Linked DNA regions of Homo sapiens: region 1 is linked to region 2. The links are chromatin contacts, found by Hi-C or POLR2A ChIA-PET in ENCODE. All regions are on one chromosome and are shown on one strand. The core of a region is the stretch at or near the end of the contact, and the rest is flanking DNA. Distances in the headings are between cores, read along the strand shown.

What was found. Hi-C counts contacts between places; a loop is a spot of excess contacts on that map. ChIA-PET counts read pairs that join two places held with the same protein, here RNA polymerase II (POLR2A). Pooled maps may share reads with other maps.
Region 1: a pooled map shows a loop between it and region 2 (2.4-fold over the local background). The contact joins two enhancer-like sites. A Hi-C loop is called at or near these places in 1 of 168 maps with a recorded cell type or tissue (endothelial cell of hepatic sinusoid) and 3 of 50 pooled maps. POLR2A ChIA-PET finds 5 or more read pairs at or near these places in 3 of 52 experiments (Panc1, activated naive CD8-positive, alpha-beta T cell and naive thymus-derived CD8-positive, alpha-beta T cell).

What each region holds. Positions count from the first base shown.
Region 1 is chr1:25,098,429-25,104,709 of GRCh38, forward strand. No RefSeq gene overlaps it. Among named protein-coding and RNA genes, the nearest start is that of LINC02793, 60 kb to the left of the region's middle. RefSeq lists a silencer at 4,967-5,036. Within about 2 kb of position 1,408, at least 4 of the 41 ENCODE cell types and tissues checked have a DNase peak (open chromatin) inside an H3K27ac peak, as active enhancers do.
Region 2 is chr1:24,989,177-24,995,229 of GRCh38, forward strand. No RefSeq gene overlaps it. Among named protein-coding and RNA genes, the nearest start is that of MIR4425, 31 kb to the right of the region's middle. RefSeq lists an enhancer at 492-993. Within about 2 kb of position 2,240, at least 3 of the 41 ENCODE cell types and tissues checked have a DNase peak (open chromatin) inside an H3K27ac peak, as active enhancers do.

The sequences.
Region 1 (6,281 bases), core at 158-2,657, 110 kb after region 2:
AGAAGAAGGTGGCAGAAACACATAACCTGCATTTCAAGGGTAATACAAGATCTAGCTGCCTAGCTGGAGGGGGACATCTTCATTCATTCATTCGTTGTACCAATATTTATCAGGCACTCTTCTAAGGGATACAGCTGAAGAGATCTGGGGCCATAGAAAGGTGGGCTTCCACCCCAGGTGAGCACTTTAATGGGCCTGTGGAGCCCCAGCAAGTTGCTGAGCCGTGGACTGGCAGGAGCAGTGCCCAAGTCTGGGCTGCACCTGAGCAGGGCCCCAGCCAGCTCTTCCCAGTCACAGGCAGGGGCTGGCTTCACCTTGGGCTTCAGGGCAGTTCCCACCCAAAAGTGCAGCCCCTCTGCAGTGCCCTGGGCTCAGCTAAGACTGGCTCCTGGCTGTAAGAACATCGGCCTCTTCCCCTCCATTGGGGTTGAGTGGGCAGAGCGGTTGGCCTCAGCACATGATCATTCCTTGCCTATTCACTCATCATCCCAATTAGTGAGCTGGTGGGAGCTGCCCCCTCATTTCCACAATGATCTATCTGCACGTGCCTAATCCCAGGAGCTGAGCCAAGAGAAAAAGTGATAGCAAGGTCTTGAGACTTCTCTGAAGGGGCTGGGCTGGGGTGTTTTGGGGTAGAGCCACTGAAATTGACGGGTCCAGGGAGGACCTATGGAGACCCAAATTTGAAATCTGGTGCCTATGTCAGGAAACAGGACAAAAGCTGGTGGATTAATGACAGCATTTCACATCAAGGCTCACAGAGTTGAGCATTCTCAGACCAAAGAGTCCATCTTTTCTCCATACACAAGGCGAGGGGAAGCAGGGAGAAATACAAGAAAACAATCACAAACCAAAGCTGAGGCCAGCAGGGACAAGGCACCGCAGCGTGTTTTTGGCTGCTTCTTTCTTCTCTGTCTTCTCCTGGCAGAGTGCAGCTTCCCCTTTGCTGACCAGACAGCACTGACCATCGGCCTCGAGAGATCTGGACTCCTTTAGCCCAAGTCGCTTCTAGTTGCTGTTGACACATTCACCACCTGCTTCCTGCTCTGCCAGAGCCACTCCAGGGAGGGCGTGATGGGGAAGAAGAGCTCTGGTCCCTCCTGTCTGCACGCAGTCCCAGGTCAGAGACAGCTGCGGTCACAGCCTCTTCCCCTCCTCTCTCTGCATGCAGCCACCCCCTGCCTCCTGTCACTAGCTCAGCTCAAAGGGCACCTCACAAAACAAGCCCCGGTGTGCACAGGGACATACGTGCACCCAAGATGTTCACCACAGCATTGCTTTAGCAGAATTCATCAGGTCAGTACAACAAAAGATCACACATTAAACATAAGACAGTCAGAGAGTGGGAAGTTGTTTATAATACACTAAGTCAGTGGTTCACGAATTTGCAGAGCAGCAGAACAATCTGGAGGGTTTGTTAAAACACAGACCACTGGACCCCACCCCCAGAGTCTCTGAGGTTTGGGGTTGAGAGGGAAAGCAAGAATTTGCACTTCTGACAAGCTCCCGGGTGATACGGATGTTGCTGTCAAGGGTCACACTTTGAGAGCCACTACATTAAGTAATAAAGAAAATTCAAAAATATATGCAACCTGATATCATTGTGGTTATGTGTAAATAAATGATTAAGATACTGGTGGGGCACAGTGACTCACACCTGTAATCCCAGTACTTTGGGAAACTGAGGCAGATGGATCACCTGAGATCAGGAATTAAAGACCAGCCTGGTCAACATGGTGAAACCCTGTCTCTACTAAAAATATAAAAATTAGCTGGGTGTGGTGGCACACGCCTGTAGTCCCAGCTACTCTGGAGGCTGAGGCAGGAGAATCGCTTTAACCAGGGAGGTGGAGGTGGCAGTGAGCTGAGGTCACACCACTGCACTCCAGCCTGGGCGACAGAGCAAGACAATGTCTCAAAAAAAGAAAAAAAAGATACTATCAGTCACTGTCTCTGTGTAATGACATCGATTCGAGGCTTTTTATCATTTTATTTTTTTTTCTGAAAAAAAGTTGTCTGCAGTAAACACAGTTATTTTTGTAATGAGAGAAAAATATTTAGGCACTTCCTTCATGACACCTCCCCAGGCATCCCCAGAGAGAAGTAACTGCCCCTCCCATCTCCCCCTTTCTGCTGGTGTCCTGCGGAGCTCTCCCTTCTGCCTTGTGTGGGTTAAGCTGTCCCCACACCTGTCCCCATCAATAGGCAGGAAATGCCTTACACAGGAACTCTAGCTCAGGCACCTCCCTGTCCCCACACAGGGCCTGGCATAGCGCATCTTTCTCCATCCAAAGCCAGTGGGAACTCACAAAGTGGGGTGGAGGTCATAAAACGAACGTGGACTCCCCAGTCCAGTGGCCTGGGACAAGCCTGAATTCTGCCACTGCTTGGCTTTGAGCTGTTTGGTCCCAACTATGGGTTCTGGGTTCTGGAATGGCCTAGCCTGCCCCCACTGGCCACCAGCTTGGCCTTCATAGCACCCAAAACCATAGCACCACCCCAGTTGGCTCCACATCAAAGGCCCTCCCCCACCAGGAAGCATTCTGGTTACCAAAATGGTCATTGGTGATGGCACCATTGTCCAGAGAGTCCCTGCAGGCCTGGAGATGCATTCCTTCAGGCCCAAAGACATGACTAGAAAACTGCACAATTGTCCTAACTCCAACACTTACCAGTAGCATGACCCTATATAAATAAACTTGCTATCTCTGCATCTTTATTTACCCACTTGTCCCATAATAAGGTTGCATTAGAGAAGTGACACTCACACTGCCCCCTCCTCAACCTCCCCCTGACAGACATGATTAATCAATCACATTATCCTATCTCCCTGAGCCAGGAAGCAGCCTCAGAATTTTCTTAACGCTAATTTCCAAGCATAGTTCTCCAATGCAAGCAAACCTTCAAGATAAAAGTTATTAAAATTAATTAATTGATTTTTTAAAAATATAAAAGCCATTTGCCATTGCTGACCTATATTATTCCCTGTTTCCCTGAAACCTAGAACAATGCTCAGCAGAGTAGCCATAGTCAATCTTCGTTCAATGAATCTACATGGATACACACCAGCTGTCACCGGTTATTATGAAAGGGAAATCTTTGGTAGCCACCAACCATCCTGTGCAAACTCCAGACCAACTACTTCCTCCTTCCAGGATCCCTGACCATTGAGTTGGCGCCCTCTGCTGTCCGTTGGCTGGTACTGCAAAGGACTGTCCATTCTCAGCCCTAAGGAACTGTGAAAATTGAGCAGAGAACGATGCCAGCCATTGACCTCGTAGTAAACAGACCCAAACTTCCTCATCATGATGACCTCCTGGGGTGGCTTTGGATGCAGTCGGCTGCAAGCCCCGCCAGACACCATGCACGTGAGTATCATTTAGTCTCTTTGAGCTTTGTTTTATCCTCCTCCCCTCTCCTTCCTGTGTCATCCGCAGAACTGAGGGCCCTCTGTTCCAATTCTCTCACTCCACAGCTGATAGGATTGAGGCCAAGTGAGGAGAGGGGATCAGTTCAAGGTCTCACACACCACTCAAACCAGAACTCGGGTCCCCATACTCCCAGCTCTGGGCTCATTGACACACCAGGTTGCCTTCCTCTTCTCTAACAGGTGGGACAGGACAGGCACAGTGGCTCACGCCTGTAATCCCAGCACTATGGGAGGCCGAGGTGGGTGGATCATGAGGTCAGGAGTTTGACACCAGCCTGGCCAACATGGTGAAACCCTGTCTCTACTAAAAATACAAAAATTAGCCAGGCATGGTGGCACACACCTGTAATTCCAGCTGCTCAGGAGGCTGAGGCAGGAGAATTGCTTGAACCTGGGAGGTGGAGATTGCAGCGAGCTGAGATCACGCTATTGCACTTCAGCCTGGGCGACAGAGCAAGACTCTGTCCCCCAAAAGAATCAGATAGGAAAGAAACTGCCCTGGGCTTGGAGTCCTTGCGTTCTCCAAGGGCTTCACCCACTTGCCGCGGGGTGGGGGACGGGGGGTGAGTTCTGCCTGGAGCTAAGGAGTTAGAGGGCCCCAGTTCAAACTCTCTGGCATCTTCTCGACATCTCTTTACCAAGATCTGCCTCATTTGGCCTCTACCCATCTCTCTGATGTCATCTCCCCACCCTTGCCCCCCATTCACTCTGCTCCAGCCATAACGGATGGCCTCGTTCCAACCTCAGGGCTCTTGCACTTGCTGTGGCCTTTTGTGGAACCTCCTGTCCCCAGATCTTCGCATGACTGAGTCCATCCTGTTTTTCCTCAAATGTCGTCTCTGCTGAGAAGCCTTCCTCCACCACCTGAAGGAAGTCCTCCCTCCCACCCCCACAGAGGTTTTGTCTGTGTCCTAGCCCCCAGCACTTGCATGGGCACTCAGCAGGCACTCAACTAACAGTTGTTGATTAGATGAGTAAATTAGGGGCTTGAAAGGGAGACACGAGGAGAGTCCTAGAAAGGGAGTCAGGGGTGAAAGACGTGAGTTGAAGGCCACCTCCACTGCTGGGTGACCCCAGGCAAGTCACAACCTCTCTGAGCCTCAAATTTTCCAATTCCATGGTCTGTTCATGCCTGGACAGCCTGAGACTCTCTGATCAGGGAGACTTCAGAGCCTACCCCAGAATGCAGGCCCCTCAGACCTAGTGAGGGGGGATGGTGGGCTTCTCCTTCCTCCCCTCTCTATGGTCCCCTCCACTAGTTTCAGGTCCAAACCCCTCAGGGAAGGGACAGAGGAAGCCAAGACGAATGGGCATCCCCACTCCCCAAGGGCAGGCAGCCCACATGAGGCCTCTAGGATAATTACAGCCAGCTGGGCTGCCTCTACCCCCTACCCCAGCTCCCTGCTCCCTGGAAGCTGGAGAAGCTCAGCAGCTGCCCACATGTGGTTATTTGAACAGGGAGTGGGAGAGGGAGCTGGCAGGTCCACTGCTGGGCCATGGTGCCAGCTGGGGCCAGCCCTGCCTGACAGCCTTGCTTGAGAACCCACGTGTACAGGCAGGGCCAGGAACGCTGAAGTGCTGGGGCTCAGCAACTTCCCTCCCAGGCTGAGGGGAGCAAGAGGCCACAGGCCTCAGGTCAGAGCCACATGTGGCTGTGGGCTGTTGTCAGCAGATCCCTGCACAGTGTAAAGCCACGCTGCAAGCTGGGAGTGAGCTGCTGACAGACGCAGGCCCACATGCCCTGAGGCTGAAAGGCAGGGATAGGAGCCAGGGCCAGACCCCCGAGGGGACTCTAGGGAGTTCAGATGGGGCTTCGCCATCAGGCCTGGGAGCCAGAGCCACGGCCAGCTGCTCTCTGCTCACGGGGAACGGGACGTCAAGATGAGCCAGGGTGGTCCCCCTCCCTGCATGAGGGGCTTCTCAATGATGGGGCATGTTGGATACCATGTTCCCAGCTTACCCCAGTAGAAACTGCCTTCAGGCAGGGAACCAACCTGGAAGGACTGAGTCACTGATTCATGCTGGGATGTCAATGACCAAGGGTAGATCTGAAGAGCTCTAGGTGTGAAGCTTCTGGGGTTCAGAGCCCTCCAACACATTATCCTAGGAAAACCTGGCAGAAAATGGAATGACTTGGTTTTGTGTTAAGTTCTGTGCGTGTGTGTGCGTGTGTGTGTGTGTGTCTGTGTCTGTGTAGATTAAGACAGAATTGTCTGACATCTTTTAAATGTCCCAAGAGATCCTCAGTCTCAACAAGTGCAAAACCAACTCAGAATCTACCCTTCATCCAAGCCAGTCTTCTCTACGGGGTCTCTCAGCACCCCCAGGTCAGCAGGCAGAAGCCCACGCCTCAGCCCCATCTCCATCTCCCATCCTTTGCTGATTCCCAGAGGTTTCCCCTCCTGAACACCTCTCGAGTTGACCACTTCTCTCCTAAATAGTGGCAACTGTGGGTTTCCCCATACAGACCTGCCCCCAGCATGCGTGTTGGGCCCCTAACTGAGCCACATGAGATGAAGACATTGACCAAGGTCACTTCTTTTTTTTTTTGAGATGGAGTTTTGCTCTGTCACCCTACCAAGGCAGCCCCTGCCCTCCTCTTTCTCTTGCTATTCCTGCTCCATCACTCTTAAGGGTAGGGTGTGGACACCACAGCCTGCACTTTCAAGCTCCAGCCGCATTCTTGCAAATGACAACTTCTTCACCACCCTCAGACCCAGGGGTCTATACCCCAGAAGCAGATCCTCCCCTAGGGGAATCGGAATGAGGAAGAGGCTCCTGAAGGAAGAGGGGTTGTGGGTAGAGGCCCCAAGAGGCAAATGCCCTTAGCCCATAGACTCTTCTTTCCATG
Region 2 (6,053 bases), core at 990-3,489:
GGGACCCTTGAGCAGAGGCCTGAATGAAATGAGTGCATGGACTCTGCTGTCATCTGGAGGAAGGACATTCCAGGCAGAGGAAGAGCACGTGCAAAGGCCCTGAGGTGGGAACAGGCTTGGCAAGTTCTGGGAATAGCAAGGAGGCAGCAGAGGGGAAGGGTGGGAGGAGAGGAGTTGGAGAGAAACAGAGGCCAGGGTGTGCAGGGCCTGAATGAAGCCCATTGTGAGGAGTTCTTCTTGTTTTTTCCTTTTCTTTCCAAACACGGTCTCACTCCCATTGCCCAGGCTGGAGTGCAGTGGCAGGATGTCAGCTCGCTGCAGCCTCGACTTCCAAGGCTCAGGGCATCCTCCTGCCTCAGCCTCCGAGTAACTGGGACTACCGGCATGAGCCACCATGCCTGGCTAATTTTTTTTTTTTTTTTTTTTTTAGTAGAGATGGGGTTTCACTGTGTTGCCCAGGCTGGTCTCGAACTTTTGGGCTCAAGTGATCCGCCTGCCTCAGCATCCCAAAGTGCTTGGATTACAGGCATGAGCAACTGTGCCCAGCCTGGCTTTTTTTCTTTTTTTTTCCCATGGTAGTGGGAGCCATTGGAGGGTTTTTAGCAGAGGGGTGACCTCATCAGACTCCTGATCAGGTGATCCAGGTGGACCACCTGGCTACTGTTGAGACTAGACTGTAGGGAACATGTGTGGAAGCAGGGAGATCCTAGGAGGCTCCCCCAGTAACACGAGCTGGAGGTGATGGGGGCTGGCCAGGGAGGAAGCACTGGAGGTGGGGAGAAATGGGAGTTGTACCTTGAAGGTGGAAGCAGCAGGACTTCCTGACTGCGGGGACCGGGGCAGAGGCTGGTGGGTGGCAAGGCTGTAGGGAGGTTTCAGTTTGAGCACGGGGAAGGATGAAGTGCCCACTACCTGAGGAGGGAAGACTGTGGGAGGCAGGCTCGGGGGAGAACAGTCAAGAATTTTCTTTTGGGCATGAGGTGTTTGAGGTGCAAGTGGAGACACAGGGCACGGTTGGAGATGAGCCTGGAGGTCAAAGGAGGGGAGGTGGGCTACAGACACAGCGGAGGGAGGGGTCAATGATCGAAACCACTTAAACACAGGCTCCATTTCAAGTCCCAGCTCTGTGGAGTTGCCCGACTAACCCCCTCACCAGCACGGTCGCATCCGCTAGTTGGTGATCCTACGGGGTTGGCGGGGATGGTCACACCCACTTTACAGCTGAGAAACAGAGCCTCACAGAGGTTAAGCGGCTTCTTCAGGTCCACGCAGTGAGCCCAGGGCTGAGTCTGAAAGAGATGCCGGACATTAGCAAGGACTAGGGGAGCCGCTGTGTCAGGATAAGTGGCAAGTGACAGACGAAGAGACTGTCAAGCTGGCTCTTACAAAACAAAGCAAAATAAACAGGCAATAGGAATATTATACTGGTTCATAGAACTGAAAATTCCAGGAATAGGGCCTGCTTCAGGCACAGATGGATCCGGGAGCTCAAATGATACCATCAGAAACTCCCTCTGCCCCTCATTCCAGTCTGATTTTCTCTGCTTTAGCTGCTTCTCGCGTAGGCTTTTCTGACCCTTTGTCATAAAGGGTCACCATCAACTTGGCTTTCATCCCATCAGCTTCCACCCTCTGTGAAAGAGAACACCTCTTGGCTGACAATGCAGTCATGGCCCCAGGATTGACTGTCACTGGGTAGCCTGGGTCATGAGCCCTCCCCTGGAACTTGAGGCGGGGTCAGCTCTCTCCCACACCACAAGGAGGGAACACGGGGAGGGGCGGCTCCTCACAAGAAAATCCAGATGTTGTTTTTGAAGGAGGGAAGAGAGGGAGCTGGGGGTGTCCAAACCACAGACAGCCATTGCGGAGGGTGGCAGCTACCCAGCTCTGCAGAATAGGGTGGGTATATAGACAAGCGGCTGCCTGAAGACAACTGTGGTGTCAGGGAGCACGGACTTCAGGTTCCTCCTCCTCTATGTCCTCTCTCTCTTCTGCCAGTCCATGGAAGTCACCCTGCTGGGTGAGGTAACAATGTCCTGCCCCAGGCATTCAGGGATCTGACTTCCCTTTTCCAGCTTGGGCTCTGGATCCCACCCTCCCCTCCAGCCACTCAGCCTCCTCACTCCTTCTGAATATGCCCTGCCCAGTCCAACCCCTGGGCCCTTGCTCATGCCATCTCCTCTCCCTGGAATGCCCTCTTTAGCATCTCCATGTATTGCAATCCTGCCAGCCTGCAAAGGGGGCAGCCCTGCACTGGAATTGGCTGCTTGCGGGCCTGTGTCTCCTCTCACCGTGAGCTCCTAGAGGGCAGGGGAAACACATGTTCTGTGTCCTCATCTCTTAGTTTGGGCAGGTGAGCAGGAAATATTGGCTGAATGAATGAATGATGAATGAATACATTATAATTGAATGATGAAAGAGAGAGGTGAGAGACGGAGGGAGGGGAGAGAAGGGCAGGGAGGACAATCCAGTTCGAATGTTACCTTCCTTGGGAGCATCCCCTGAATCCCATTTTCAAAGTCCGCTGTGATTTATTTCTCAGCACCAGTCATTTCTGGATGTGCCACCTCATCTCCCTGTCCTGTGATTCCAGGAAACATGTCTTAGTCGTCTCTTTTGCTCCTGCCTCCTCCTCCCCTCCTGTGCCCTCCCTGGCATGCTGTGCCTACAAGGGCTTAACGGCTGCTGACTTAAGAAGACTAAAGGCCTTGTAAACATACCAGTGTCCTCCGCTCTCAGGATGATCAGCATTTTCCTACTGAAATAGTGCAAGGCTCAGCTCCATTATTCTCGAGCAGGAGAACCTCAGGCATAAAAAGGAAGTGAGAAGGGTGGAAGAGGACAGGCTTGTGAGTTCTCCAGAGAAGAAGGGGACAGTGGTTGAGTGCCTGCTGTGTGTGGATGCTCCGTACACACTCGGAATTTATTTTCGCTAAAGCCCTGTGAGATGAGTATTGGTCTTCTAATTGCACAGGTGAAGAAACTGAGGCTCAAAGAGGTGGAATGACAAGATCAAGGTCACACAGCTGTTCAGAGACATGGCTGGAATTGTACCCCAGGCCCTAGGCAATGAATGGTATGCTAGTGGTAAACTGGCTCTCAAAAACAAAACAAAACAAAACAAAAGCCCCAATTTGTAGTGTTTGCCAATTCCTGTGGTGTAAATACTCCCCACCAAGGCCATTTTCAAGCTACCAACACGGGCCTGTAAAATTCCCAAATATTTCACAATTGCCTCGTACAAGCTGGTAGCAGCCCAGGCCAGCCATGTCCAGCACGCCACTGATAGTCTGTCTGACCCCATAGCGAGGCTTCTTCCCACCGTCCTGGAAGAGGTGGGGGGTGGAAGGACTGGATGATGTTGCTGCGATGTTGCTGCTGCTGGACAGAGGGAGGTGCCGGGGATGGAGGTGGGGTGGGGACCTCCACCAGCCTCAAGCGTTCCTGTGCTGCTCTGTATCTTGCTGGCTCCCCGTCCCTCTGCCTCTGCAGCAACTTCTCGGCTACTTCCGAAGCTTCCCTGCACCAGGTCTCCATCTTAGATGCCCTCTCTGCTAGGTCTCTCCTTCTTCTGGTTCTTCATCCTCGTGCTGTGTTTTCCCTCCCATTTCTATCTGCAGGTTTCTCTATCGTTTCTTTTCGTGAACTCTTCCTCCCTCTCAGGAAACATTTCAAAGTCTGTTTAAAAAACAACACAGAGACTGAATTTACAGGTTTTTTTCCTCTCTTCTTGAGAACAGGACGTGAGAAGGCCAGGTTGAATTTCCTGTGTGAAATGGTGTGTGGGCTTTCTGAGCAAAACAAGGGTCAGGCTGTGGTCCTAAAGGAGCCGATGCCAAGGTCACCTGGAATCCAGTCTCCGGCAGTGCAGCCCTCCGGGATGCCCAGGCCACTCCTGCCCTCCCTGGGGATGAGTTTTCCAGACGTGTGCTGGGGAGAGAGCTGGGACGGGCACAGAATGTTCTACCACACACCACAGTCGCGCCCCATTTATCCAGGTCCTCACCGCAGGGCCAGAGGTCCCCCACCCCCCTCCCAGCCCCTAAGTCCAGGCCCTGCTCCACCTCCTCCTGCTGTGGGTATTAGCTGGGGCAAGTCACTGTGCCTCTGTGAGCCTCAGTTTCCTCATCTGTGAAATGGGGATGATGAAGCCGACTTGGGGGTCTTGCCAGGGGGACTACATGTAGATAACACACCTAGCAGAACGCCTGGTAAGTAGGCAGTATTGAGATAACCTTAGACCAGCAGGGAGCGGGTGGAGAGGCAGAAGAAAGGGAAGCGTTCCCTATAAATGCTAACTGAGGTCTTCTCCCATTATATGGCAAAACCGTGATGAATTGAATTTCTCTTGATGGAAACTTCCAATCATTAGCTGTGGGGTCTTAGATGAGTTAACCTATTTGTGCCTTAGTTTCCTAATCTATAAGACAGAGTTTATAATAGGACCTACCACATAGGAGTATTGCACGAATTAAATGAGTTAATAGATGAAACGTGCTTAGGACAATGCCTAGCACATAGTAAGTGCTTAATCAATGTCAGCTATTATTATTATCAGTTATTCAAACGATTCTAATAGCCATTCAGCAGGAGAACATGTAATAATTCTCAGTTAAATTCAAGGAGGCCTCTGATGGGGACACTTGCCATACATTTTGCTCCAAGACATCATGATTAAGGCGTTTTAACCTCCTATGCTGCCCTGGTGTTCTCACCGGTGACATGGGCTAGAACAGTCCCCGCTTGATAGTGAGCATCTGGGCGTGGGCATCCCTAGGCAGTGCTTAGAAACCATGGCAGGGATTATGTACTTTCTTGTCCCAGGCTCGAATTCCACAGGTGGGGGATGCACAGGGCTTTGTCCCTCTGTGGGCATCAGGGCCTGGAGGTCAAGTCCCTGGGGCTCTGGGACCTGCTGCAGCCCCATCTCCGGGTGGCACCTAACCCAGATGGGACACTGCGGCTTCCCACCCCTTGGTCAAGGTGATTGGTTGATTGGTTTGTGAAGGGACATATGACCCAAGCTGGACCGAGGGGAGCCTGGCCTTCCTTGAGCGTGGGTCGCATGCTGGGTGCTGTTGCAGATGAGCTTGTGCATGACTGTGGACCCTTCGCAGCATTGCTCTCCCCATGATATAGATGAGGAAACAGGAGTCAAGAAGCCTGATTCCAGCTCCTGGTTCTGCCACTGACTCACCGTGAACTTGAGGAAGCCCTTCCATTTACTCAACAGACCGTTGTTAAGCGTGGATGCTGGGGAGTCATCATGGCCCCAACATGGAAGCCTCACTGCGTCTCTCTGATCACATCTGAGATAAATGCTTACTCCCATCTCACAGGCAGGAAAACGGAGGCACCAAAAGTTCACAGGGCCAGTAAGTGCTGCAATTGGAACCCAGCCGTCTGCTTCACTGTCTATGCTCTTGAACTGCTGACCATCCCACCCCTCCTAGCAGGGATGGGGTGTCCTCACTGAGCAAGGGTGGTAAGGGTGCTGGCCTTGGCCCCACTCCCCAGCTTCCTGGTTGGCTCTGGTCTTAAGGAAGCACAATGGGAATCCCAGCTCTGAGCTCACTCACATGAGACCCTGGGCAGGTCAATGGTCCTCTCTGAGCCTCAGTTTTCCCAGTTATGGAGAGATGGGTTCTGGTGCTCCAAGCTTTTTGCACCTTCTGGGAGTGCGTGGGCTCTTAGCAACCCTCCGCCCCCCACCCCTGACCCCAAGGTGTCCATTCCTCCCCCCTCCAAACTGTGACCCCTCCTCTGGCGACTCGCACTTAGAACCAGCAGGCTGCCTATCTCCTGGCCTCGCTCCTCTAATGGGGTAAGCAGGCAGTCTGGGTGGGCAGGATCTAGAGGTCCTGGGTTGGTATAGATCCACTGCCCACCAGCCACACAAGGCTGTCTGGCAAGGGGCAGAGCTGTTTCTATTGATCTGCACTGTCAGCACAGGGAAAGCAGTTGTTTTCTTCCCAATCTGAAATCAATGAGACCCAGCCCAGCAGATGGGGGCAGAGGGTTTGGAGCCAGGAAATAGTTCCCCTTGAGTTTTA